Regions from separate parts of the Mus musculus genome. Here region 2 is linked to region 1. The links are chromatin contacts, found by Hi-C or POLR2A ChIA-PET in ENCODE. All regions are on one chromosome and are shown on one strand. Each heading gives the region's core, a stretch centred on a gene start or an enhancer-like site at or near the end of the contact. The rest is flanking DNA. Distances are from core to core; before and after follow the strand shown. Region 1 holds the start of Cenpe (centromere protein E). Region 2 holds the start of 4930539J05Rik (RIKEN cDNA 4930539J05 gene).

Region 1 (6,161 bases), core at 2,032-4,531:
CCTGTGATACTTAGGCATCTGCATTGCTAAGTTTGCCACTCTTTGCTTTTGTTAGTAAACTAAAAAAATGGGACACTTTCTATGGTGATCTTTAAAATAGGAAAATGTGATGGCAAAGAAACCTAGCAATCGCTCTGCTTCTATCAGAACCACACACTTGTCCTCGGGTAAAACGGGAAAACCAAGCGCCACGTAGAGGCTGTGCAGTTAGGATTTCAGATTAAGCAGAGTTGGTAGATGTCTGTACTGTAATACCATCAACCTCAAGCAATTGATGAGTTCAAATCTTCTATATACATATAGGGCCACCAAAACCTATATAGTACAGAGTCCAAATGCTTGGGAAACTTTTAATCTTGCTTTTATAATCTCTTAAACATACTGTTTTACCTTTAAAAAATATATTAGTATATTAAACAGTTGTTTACTAGGAAGCATTTTATTTTCTATACTTCTGTGCTCAAAATGTTGTCTTCCTAGTTTTAATAAGATGACCACCTAGGGTCTGGGAAAATAGCTCAATTTAGAACACCTTTGCAGTTCAGGTTGGCCTTGAACTCCTGACCCCTTATCTTCAGATTATAGAGTGCAGGGATTGGAGGTCACCACCACCAGGCTAGGAAGCAACGGATGCCATCATAAACTTACCAAATTGGAAAGATTTACCCCCATCGCTCTGATAAATAGCGTTTTTATCTGTTTTCCAGTAAATGTGGGTGGCTTCTCCAAGTTCTTCTTCTCTGGAAGAACGGAATGCTACATTTTAGTACGTGATTCTGGTGGTCACATAACAGGAGGGGTAATTTACAACATTTCATGTCCTAAGGAATAGCAGTAACATACAGCGTCTACTCTGGAAAGGTTGGGACTCAACTCTCCTAAATGGGGCTCAAGGTCTGCTTCTCGCCAGTCCCTACTGAAGCCCTCCACTCGAAGTACCCAGCAATGGAAGAACAGTTCAGGGTGTGACTCTCATTATGTATTAGGACCCTTTTCTAGGGGTGTCTGACTTTTCACATAAGACATAATTTTGTCATCTACAAAGGAAGGAAATGGAAAACACCTCAAGTCAGTTTGAAAAGAAAACAAAAATCTTCCTTTCCTGGCAGGAAAGTTCCCACTGGAGGCTTTAAAACAAAACAAAAGCTTTTTTTTTTTTTTTTTTTTTTGGGTTTGGTTTGGTCTGGTTTGATTTATTTCTTAAAGATTATAATTCTTTTTTTCTGCAAACTGCCAGCTCTGAGAGAGTAGGGTGCAGTTTAGTGGCCACCACCTCCTCTGACATCTCACCTGCCCAGAAAAATGCAGAAGACCTAGGGTGCCTACCAAGCCCAGTGCCTTCCCCCTTTTTTTGAAATGTCAACTTCACAGCTGACTGAGCCTTGCAGAGGTGCAGAGTCATGACATCACCAGACAGTCCACATGCAGAGAGGGCTGGCAGTGTTCTGAGTGTGGCACAAAGACTGGAAAACTGAGAGCTACTGAGCTGGGGAAAGATCTTGTATTACCGGAGAACCTTGCAATACAAAGTTTCAAAAATCTGGGTAGTGGTGGCACACACTTTTAATTCCAGCACTAGGGAGGCAGAGGCAGGTGGATCTCTATGAATTGGAGGCTAGCCTGGTCTATGGAACTGAGTTCCTGGATAGCCAGGGCTACACAGTGAAACCCCATCTCAAAACACCTCCACCACCCAACCAAAACCGACCAACCGCCCCCCCCCCCAACCAAATAAACAAACAAAAATTAAAAAAAAAAACCCAAACCTCTTGCAAAATGAAGATTTAAGTAATATAATTTTATGTTTAACTATATTCATAACTATCTTTGTCTGCATAGGCTCTACTTCCTCTCTGAAATCTTTAAAAAAAACAAAAAAACTTCTGGAATCTTCCGGAATACTTGACATGCCCTAAATCCCCTGAACTATGTCACTAATCTCTTTCTGTTCTTTACTTTGAGACATTGTCTCACCTTGTTGGCCTGGAACTCACTAGGTAGCCCAGGCTGGTCTACAACTAAGATACACCTCCCTCTGTCTTCTGAGTGCTGGGGTTAAAGGCCTGTGCCACCATGACAGACACCACTAATCTCTTCAGTGCCACCTTCCTCTAAATTCCTATTCGTACCAAACACCACATCAGTCAAGCAATCTGGAAGTTGAATCTCTGTGATCTATCCATCAATGAACCACCTATTCTGTAGTGTTAGCGTTTTCCTGACACCAGGTACCCCATGTCTCTGAAGGCCCAGTGGCTCTTTCAACATTCTGCACAGTTTTGTTTTGTTTTTCTTTTTTTTTTCTGTGTATCGTTAACGGCTTATGTCTATAGATATACTGTTTTAGTTTGCTTTGTGCTGCTGTGATAAAATATCATGACCAAAAGCAACTTGGAGTGGAAAAGGTTTATATCAAAAGCAACTTGGAACGGAGAAGGTTTATATCAGCCTACACTTCCAGCCCCAGGGAAAGTCAGGGCAGGGTCGCAAGCAGGAGTGGAGGCAGAATTCATGAAGCACATTGTTTATTGTCTTGCTCTCTCTGGGTTTTGCCTACGTAGCTGTCTTACACAGCCTTGAGTTCCATGAGTAAGAATGGAACCACCCAGACTGGCCTAAGCACTGCCCATATCAACCAGGAACTAAGATTCCACCACAAGGACATGCCCACTGGCCAACTTCATCCAGGTAGTCCTCCAATGGAGACTCCCTTAGATATAGCTGGCTGTCAAGTCAACAGCTAATGCTAACTAGGAGCCAGCTTTTTCCCAAATTAGGGAAGGAACTTAAATGCAAGAAATAATCAATTTTGAGAATCTCGCCTATCGACCACCCGTTTAATACCAATTTCTCAAGCTTTAGCATCTCTAGCTGAAGGCCAGAAGCCAGCAAACCCAGTAGACTTCATCAACCCCCTCTTGTCTTTTCTTTCTGGCATTCCCGACCTTTTCCCACTACTGAACATTCACTGTCTCCGTCCATCAGGCGAGGACGGCAGTGTCCCCTGAGCAGAACTACGCGCAGTCGGACCGTGTTTTCGGGGAAACGGAGTCCTGCACCCGGGTGTCGGTGTGACTCGGGGCAGCGCGGGCTGGGACGCAGGTCCCCACGCCGCCCCAGGCCGCCTACCTGCTGTTGAGGGGTCGCACACGAACACAGACAGCCACTGAAGCCTCCTCGGCCATCCTGTCCGCTGCAGACTAAGGGAAACGAAGGAGAGCAACGGCGCCGACCGAGCTCCCGGGCCGCCCCGCCTTTAAGTTTAAAATGTCCTCAAGGTTGCAGCGGATTGGGTGGCGCAGCGTCATGACGTCACGGGACAGTCCAAGTGCTGCGGCGAGTGGGGGTTGCGGGGGGAAAGGCGGGGCGAGTCCATGGATGGGGAAGGCGGGGGAGACTCAGAGATCCCGGAACTGAGAGCCTCAGAACTCAGCTGGAGAGAAGTTTTGTGTTAGAGTCACGCCTGCAGAACAAAAGAATTATAATCTTAAAAAACAAACAAACAAGAACTCCAGACTAGACCAAACCAAAAAAAGCTTTCGTTTTGTTTTAAAGCCTCCAATGGGAACTCACTGCCCAGCCAGGAAAGGAAGATTTTCTTTTCTTTTGGAACTGCTTTGAGGCGTTGTTGTTTCTTTTCTTTAACTTTCATTTCTCTGGACGGTGAGTGTAAGAGCCTCATGTAAGGGAGAGAATCATTGACACCTGGGAAAATGTTGTGGGGACATGACAGTGCTGCACACTAGAGCATGGATTACCCGAGAAATCCCCAGTACTAGGCATGGAACACTTCTTTTCATGTTGGTTAGAGTAATCCAAGAGGCTCCCAAAATAATAAAGCTACGCCTTAGGGACGAGGCTTCTAGCTCAGAAACAGCTGGAATTTTCTAATTCCCGACAAGTCTGAAGTATGTGGTGTCTCCAGGCAACAATGACTTAACCTTCAGCCTCAGGGAGGCAACCAAGGACAATTTGGGGATGTCAGTTCTCTCCTACCACTAGGTTCTAGGGATTCAACTTTAGCTTGGCAGCCAGTGACTTTACTCACTGAGCTATCTTCCCTGCCCTGTTTTAACTTTTTTTTTTTTTTTTAAAGTGGGCAAATATATATTTAGCTGTAGGGAACAAACTTATGAAGGGGAAGAAATGTTATGTCATTAAAGGCTCAGAGGCAAGGAAGGGATTTTTTAGAGCAAGAGTATTATTTTCACAGCTGTGATTTTGTCACACTGTCTTTGCTAACATTATATAGCAGGCAGTATTTATTAAAGATTGACTGTATTCCACTATATGATCTATGCTGTTCATCAAGAGATAATTATTAGAAGGAAAAAGAGAGGGACTGAGAGGGTAGCAGAAGAGGTGAATTTGACAAAAGGACGTAATATTCAGGTATGAAAATGTCATAACAAAATGAAACGTCTTGTACAATTAATATACACTAATGAGAAAGAGATGGTGCTTGATGGTTCAAGGCCAATGGGGGCAGTTTAATCAGTCTCACAATAACTGAAAAGGGGGCCGGAGCTGGGGAATCCTGCATCATTCTGTTCAATTCCTAACAGTACAGAAAAAGAGATATTCATTGTGAAACTGTTTTATGTTGTGCTTTTTTTTTTCAAACCCAGATACCAATTGTTTGATTTTACCAAAGAAGCCTAGGGAGCCAGATGCTGGGTATAAAAGCCTGCTAGCTCAGAGAGTCAGAGGAAGCACCCCGCTGACCCTCCTCCTCAGCTGATGTTCCAAAAGGAAGCTCTCCTTCTCAAAAACCCCTCAATTTCCCTTCTATTTCCTGTGCGTCTCTCTATCCGTCCTCCTGACTTCCTCTTATTTTCCATTAATAGTCCTGTTCTAAGTAAATCCAAATGGCTGTGATCAAAGGTGTGTGCTAGGGCTGACCCACACCACAACTACAAACAGATGTTTTCCAGTAAATAACCCAATCTTGGGGTTCTCAGTGTGATCAAATGTCCTGCAACAATGTTGAATATTTTTCCAGGCTTAGAAAACAACAAGCATGACTACAGCAGAGTATATGTGGCTTCTTATTCTTTTAGAAGCGGTAGTAATACGCACAAGTATCTCTGTCTCTCCCAGGGTAGAGAGAACAAAAGACATTAGTGAGCATGAGAGCTTCTCATGAAAGGCACTCTTGTGGAAGAAGCAGGCAGTGCATAATAAATAGCAACATAACGATTGCATTCTTTAGAAATCATCTTTATTGATACGAAAGCGGAGGGAAAGTTCTCTGTTATAACTAAGGAACTGAAAGCTTGATACATTGGGATAGCTGCTAGTCAGAGCCATAGGGGTTTACTTAGAAGTTCACAAGAACAGAGGGGCTGCACTCAAACAAGTGGATATTCATTAGGTATCATAGTTTAAACTAGACTTTTTACTCCAAAGACACGATCTTAGCTAATGTTGTCATTGTATCATGTGTAGGTCTGTACTGGCTGGTTTTGTGTCAACTTGACACAACTGGAGTTATCACAGAGAAAGGAGCTTCAGTTGAGGAAATGCCTCCATGAGATACAACTGTAAGGCATTTTCTCAATTAGTGATCAAAGGGGGAAAGGCCCCTTGTGGGTGGGACCATCTCTGGGCTGGTAGTCTTCCTCTGGCAGGCCGAGCAAGCCAGAGGAAGCAAGCCAGTAAAGAACATCCCTCCATGGCCTCTGCATCAGCTCCTGCTTCCTGACCTGTTTGAGTTCCTGACCCTGACTTCCTTGATGATAAACAGCAATATGGAATTGTAAGCTGAATAAACCCTTTCCTCCCCAACTTGCTTCTTGTATCATTCTTGTTTGTGTAGGAATAGAAACTCTGACTAAGACAAGGTCCAAGTTATTTTTTTTTTCAGAGTCATCTGGATAACAAGGACAGAAGACACATTTGAGCATTCGTTCGCTCTTGCTGCTGTTGCTTTATGAAAGGAGCTTAATTTTGCTTCAGTGTTAGAATTTCTTTTTTTCGAGACAGGGTTTCTCTGTATAGCCCTGGCTGTCCTGGAACTCACTTTGTAGACCAGGCTGGCCTTGAACTCAGAAATCCGCCTGCCTCTGCCTCCGGAGTGCCGGTATTAAAGGCGTGCGCCACCACGCCCGGCTCAGTGTTAGAAAAAAATTAGCAAAGTGCCTGATGTTGACGCGGCACAC
Region 2 (6,213 bases), core at 1,657-4,156, 230 kb before region 1:
TTAACCATTACTGCCTTGCTAGAGCTTTTAAGTCATTAAAATGGTGCCAGAGCAGCTGGGTATCACCTGTAAAAGAAAAAAATCAGTAAGACCTCCCTTTAAAATGTTCTGTTTTACACTTATAAGAAGCTATAGATCTGAATTTTGATTAGCACTGAATGTTATAGTCTCCATATTAGTTATGCTGCAAAGCACAACAATGCATCTCTAAAAAGTGAGGTTGACCCTCAAAACTGTCACACTAAGTGATAATTTTAATGTTAACTTCTATTATCTATTTGAAGTCTTGAATACTAAGGTTTTCTTTCTCTTTGCATTATCATCAAGAATACAAACAGTTAAGTGTTTTGCATAAAACTACAAAGATTACCCAGAGACAGAATTTAAGATTTCAACATCAATATATACAGGTTAGACTTAACTTCATGAACAGCTTTTCCAATCAAACTGATCAAGTTATACATACTAAATAACTACAAATAAAGTAGTATTAGATCCTACCAGTCATTTTAAGTCCTTGCCTTCCTTTCCACAGAACTCTTTAAAAACTGTGTTACTAAGCCAAAGTTTCTAATACCGAACCTTCCCATTTTGTCTTTTCTATTAAGACTGAGTTTATTCTGCACAACATTTTTTTCAAGTTAGCTGTAAATACTCCACCCTCTCGATTGTGAAAGAACCAAATACAAAACACACACACACACACACACACACACACACACACACACGCACAGAAACTTAGTCTGAGAGTTTGAATTTAGGTTAAGTCTTGGGGGCAGAGGCTGTGAGAGCTCCCTACAACAGAATAAAAAAACGTTTAACGCTAACAGAGAACATTATCTTAAATAGTTAGAAAAGGAGATGCCGGAAAGAACCCGAGCCAGTTAAAGCAGCCGCCATCTTAAAATGCGGGATAGAAGTTAGAGCAAGAAAATGAGACTAAACCACCGGAGAGGTGGATCCACTCGCAAAATATTTCTGAAAAAAATTCTAGTTCTTGCCAACTTAAATTGACAACTTATCAAACTATATCGATTTGCTCAAACAAGCCTCCTTAAAGATGGGTTTTAAGCAAAAACAGTCTCCCCATCCAGTTTCCCTGCACTGTCAACCCCCACTCCCCCCAGGATCTTTCAGAAGGCTTTTACAGGGTTCCCAGTGCCTCAGATAAATAGCTTCGGGTGAGAGCAGCGACCACACAACACAGGAAGTGGCAACAGTGTCGGTCCACCTCCTCCCAACCCTACTTACTCTTGTGTAACTGCCCAGATTTGGTTAAGCTTCTGAACAGACTTCGTCACCACATTTTAGCGAACTGAGGTATGTTTGTCATACCCAGACTCTCAGTCAAGTTTGGAACAAAACGTTTTTCATCTGTTACATTCCTTTCTTTTGAATGCCAATAAGCCTTAGCAGCTGTAATAAGTTTTGAAGAACCAAGACTAGGAAGCAGCACCATGACATTAGCCGAGGGCCTGTACACAATTCTACTTCCCAAACCTGACTCTTAGGCAAAAAACCGAGGAGCCTAATAGCCACGCTCCCTCACCCATACTTACAGATTCTAGTGAAAAAAGCTAACATTTCGCTTACCCAAACCATTCAGTTCCCTATCTTACAGCTCATTTCAAAGTGCACCTGCCTTTCCTTAACCCAAGAAAAGGTATTTTCAGAATTGTATCCACCACCAGACCCACGCTTTTTTTCCTCTGGGCCCCAAGCCTCCTTTCTTCCCACAACCCTGTCCGCACCATTTAGTCCAAACTGCTCACCTTATTAATCCGTTTCAGCGCCATAGTCTGTGCTTTTCGCCGGGCTCCTCACTATCCCGAGGTGTACTCAAAGGTCCGGCCAAAATTCTTGATTATCCCGGCGGCGGGGAAGGGTTGTCTCTTCTTCTCACACCGGCTCTGCCAGACACAGGCGCCTTTTTGCAAAAACGGAGCAGGTCAGCGACTCGCCAGGGCCTCGGAGAAACCCTGCTGACTCCAGAACCCTGAAAACCGCCGCGATCCCGGCAGGGCGGGGCGGGGTGGCGGAGCCACCAGCTACCGAGATCCGCGCTTCGCCCCAGAGAGGGCGAGAGGGTGACGGGAAGCGCCGAGAGGTGGTTACAAGTTTAACTTCCCGGCCTCTTGAAAGGAAGACGAGCCCCGGGTGGGAGAGGAAGAGGCGGAGGAGAAAGGGGTGGGTGCGGGGCAGGGTCCAGAGCCGGGCAGAGGAGGAGCCGGGGCCTAGTCGGCGCTAGGCCGGCGTCACTCGGGCAGAGAAAGGCAAGGGGGAGGGGAGCGGGCGGCTCCGGACCGACGCCGGGCTCCTTTCGGTTTCGGCTCCAAGGGACAGCGAGCCAGCACAAGGCAATGGGCCCCGGGTGCGCTCCCGTCCCCACGGCGAGGGCTGTTCTGGGTCGCCCCTGACACCACCGTACTCTCCGCCTCGCAGCGCGCTCCTGCGTGCGCGCGCCCGCCCGCTCGCTCGCCCGCCACCTCGCCACCACGCGCCCGGCGGCCGCGGAGCTCCGGCGCGAGGACGCGCCCATGCCCCCTCCCCCTGCGGCCGGGCCCCGGCTCCGCCGCCGGCCTCTCCCCACCCTACCCCACCCAGCCGCGAGGGCTGCCCGCTCGGGCCGCCCACAGCCCCCCGGGCACCGCGCCGGCCCCGGCCCGTCTCCCTCCCCTTTCCCGAGCTGTCCACACCCACGCGTACAGAGGGCCGGGGCCTCCCTCGAGCTGCGGCCTCGGCCTCCTCCCCGCGCGGCAGCTGGTGCCTCCCCGGCCCTACGGGGCTCACGCGCACGGCACAGCCACAAGATGTCCGCTCTGACGGAACTACTGCCAGCTGCCACGCTCCGCCCCTCCCCCCGCCTATTCACCGCCGCGTATCCGTCCGCCAACGCCGCCGTCGCGAGCGCGGGGCGAGCCGAGGGGTTCAGGGGGGAGCGGTTTGCTTCCCTCGCTCGGGCCGAGTGGACGTGCCGCCCGCTTGCCGTCTCCCTGTCGGAACAGCACCTTCTCGCTAAAGCGATCGGAGGTCGGGCCGGGAGGGCGGGGGACGGAGGCGGGTCATGGGCTGAGGGGGAGGGTAGGCGAGTGGCGGAAACCCTTAAATTCAGAGAAGCATCGAGAACCGGAAGGAGACCTTAGGAGGAAGGTAATGGAAGCGGCAGCTGCGCGGTCGAGGCCCCACGCCCCTCCCTGAGTGGCCCCCCGTTTCCTCACTTGGGATGGAGGTGGCGGATCTCGCGAGAACCTCGTGGCAGGCTCGCAGCAGCTCCGGGTCTGCAATGACTTAAGGGCAGTTTTGTGCTCTCTTCCTGGCTCGGGACCCGCCCCCAAATCCGCAAGTTATCGCGAGATGCGCCGGCAACCCCCCCCCTGGGCTCTTACTGGGCGGGTCTTGCGAGGGAAGCACCGCCCCTGAGTGCTTATGCTAGTGGGCGGGGGAGGAAATGGAATTCCCCCGACCGGCCGGCCGTCGCGCGCCGACACGGCCCTCCCCCGGGCGTCCAATCGGGGAGGTGCTGTGGGCGGGGCCGCGGGGTGACTAGATGCCTTAGTCAAGGTGGAGCCGGTTCACGGCTTCTGCCGGCCCAGGTGATGGAGATTTCTTCCCGTGCTCCTCAGAGAGGGCTGAGCAGCGCGAAGAAGCTCCCCTCAAATTAGGAACAGCAAATTAAAAGATCCAGGCTGAGTGCTGATCGCACCGCCAAGTGCGGACACATGCGCGTTGTTAACCCCGAGGGGCCAATCTGAGAGCAGCGGCCTGCAGGGTTCTGCGTTTGCATAGCCTTAACAATACAGCTTTATTGTGATCGGATTGGGTAGAGCCTTAGGTATGGAACCGCAAGAGGAATATCCTAGAATCGTCTTTTCCTTCTGCTGTTTCAGTTTTTGAGCCCCAAAGTGACAAAATACTAGGGAATCGGTCTGGATTAAATCCTGGGGGTGAGATCTGTTAAGTGTGCCACTGCCCTGTTTTAGTCTGCCCTGCATAAAATGTAGAGGGCCGTTTGTCATCGAGAGTACTCTTTGGGTAAAAAGTAAGACTTTAACTTTTGAAAGACATTCAAAAAGATCAATATGTTTAGGTTTTCTAGCATCCTTAAACGACCCTACTTAAAGTGGAGGTCCTTCAGGACTACGTGGAAATAATTTGAATTTTGAGAACCTGTTGCAGGCAATATTCCGCAAGTAAAATGATAAAAGTCAATGTATAGCCGAAGAGTGACGGTGTATACCATAGGTAATATCACTGGAGCAGTTAACGGAATGCAGCTGCCTCAGCTACTCGCCATAGGAACCACCTGGAGTCTTGTTTAAAATGCTGATTTTATTTAGTAGGCCCGAGATTATACTTACAACAAGCAGCCAAGTGATAGAGATTACTTCATCAGAACCATTTTCTGAGTTAGTAAACCCTCAGTACTTACCTCGTGCCCTACGGGACACCTCTGACTTTCTCCTCCCTGAACAGCCCATTGTTCTCTCCTGGCTAACCAGTAGACACAAAGCAAAGAGCTAAGCATGGGGGTGGGAGGAGAACCCCAGATCTGAGTTCTTGCTTACGGCTTTCTATTTATGATAGTGGTCTGGTTCCACATATTATAGTTTTGTTTCTTCACCACCAAGTTAGATGTAATAATGCCCGCCCTTTGTCACTGAGTTGCTGTGTTTTAAATGTCATAATGTGAAAGGACACTGTAGGCTGTTACTGGTTATATCAATGCTGTTTTAAGATAGCGTACAAATAATGGGTTTCCCTGTGACAGTGTCATGTATATGTCACACTTTGTTCTTGTTACCCCCTACACACACTGCTGCTCCTCCTTGCTATCAGTCACAACTCAGCTATTTAACTGGCCAGAGAGAAATATGAAACATTTTGAAATATATGTATATATAATAAAATAGATTATATCTATGAAAATTATGTGCCGGGCATGACACTTGTTTTCTTTTACAAATGAAGAAACTGGGCACAGATTGCTATTACACCAAGGGGACAGAGCTATTAAGTGGGAGAAGTGGAATTTGAATGTAAGTATTCAATTTCAGAGTACTTACTGGACTGAGTCTTATAGAACACGAAGTTTTCTATTTGTGTTTTAAATTGACAGCTGAATTCGTTTGTTTGGCTTCTTTTCCCCTTTGTTTTGTACTTTCAGAAGCCAGGGTGCACAGATTAGTGAGGAACCTAACTGGAACCTACCAACTAGAAACTCAACATACAGGGAGGACAATGAAGTAACCTTCAAAGAAACCAGTTCCTGTTGCCCTAATCTAACAAGTTTCAACAAAGAAGTACACTAAAACTTTACTGCTATGCAATAAAGCACAGCAAACTGGGAAAAATTGTGGTCAGAGTTCTTATATCTAAAAGTATGTGGGCAGTTCAGTAGAGCTGTTGACCCTGCTCAAAATAATGTTTCATATGTGAAAACACCCTCACATACACTGAAATTCATACTCTAGAGTGAGACATTGGAAGTAGTCAGTTTTAAAGAAAAGCAAACATGGTATGAGTAATTTTAATAGACACTATACTAGGTCTAGGACTATAGGTCAATTGGTACAGTGTCTGTTTAGCATGCATGAGGCCCAAGGTTCAGTTCCTAGCACCTATGAACAGGAATGGAGCCGCACAGCCATAATCCCAGCACTTGAAGTTGAGTGGGGCTGGGGGTTGGAGTGTCTCCTTACCTTGTATCTAGTTCAAGGTCTGCTTGAGATGTGTAAGACCCTAACTGAAGAAATAAAACACAGTAGGGTCTAGTTGGTTAATAAAGACCCAAACTTTGAATTGATGATAAGGTAAATGGTGTGTCTAGTATTTATTAGAATTGTAATGTGGTGATACAAACTTACACACATGAAAAGTAGGTTTGGCTAATACTCTGTGTTTATCTCCTACATCATTAGTTGAAGACATGCAAAGTGATTAGGAAAAGATAAGATACAGAATTTTAACTGGGCATAGAATTGAAGGCCTGTAATCCCAACCTTTGGAGGTAGACGCAGAACCTAAGAGTTTGATGACAGGAGTTGGAGAGATGGATGAAGAGTTAAGAACTCTTGTTGCTCTTCCAGAGAACCAGGTTCAGTACCCAGCATCTTCATGGTGGTTCACAATCATCAGTAACTCCAGTTCCAGTGGATCTGATGCCTTCTGGCCTCCGTGGGCAACAGGTATGCATGTAAGATAGAAATACATATT

Evidence for each region. A loop is a pair of places that touch in the nucleus more often than their neighbours do. ChIA-PET counts read pairs that join two places held with the same protein, here RNA polymerase II (POLR2A).
Region 2: a map of heart shows a loop between it and region 1 (2.5-fold over the local background). The contact joins the promoter of 4930539J05Rik here to the promoter of Cenpe in region 1. A Hi-C loop is called at or near these places in 1 of 37 maps with a recorded cell type or tissue (heart). POLR2A ChIA-PET finds 5 or more read pairs at or near these places in 1 of 5 experiments (embryonic stem cell).

Annotation. Positions count from the first base shown.
Region 1 is chr3:135,209,683-135,215,843 of GRCm38, reverse strand. Cenpe (centromere protein E) reads right to left here and starts at 3,281. Exons shown (of 46, transcript NM_173762.4): 1 at 3,130-3,281; 2 at 649-740. The coding sequence starts at 3,185.
Region 2 is chr3:135,435,358-135,441,570 of GRCm38, reverse strand. 4930539J05Rik (RIKEN cDNA 4930539J05 gene) reads left to right here and starts at 2,906. Exons shown (of 3, transcript NR_030689.1): 1 at 2,906-3,150; 2 at 4,969-5,036; 3 at 5,165-5,351. Ube2d3 (ubiquitin-conjugating enzyme E2D 3) reads right to left here and starts at 2,445. Exons shown (of 7, transcript NM_001356597.1): 1 at 1,773-2,445. The coding sequence starts at 1,796.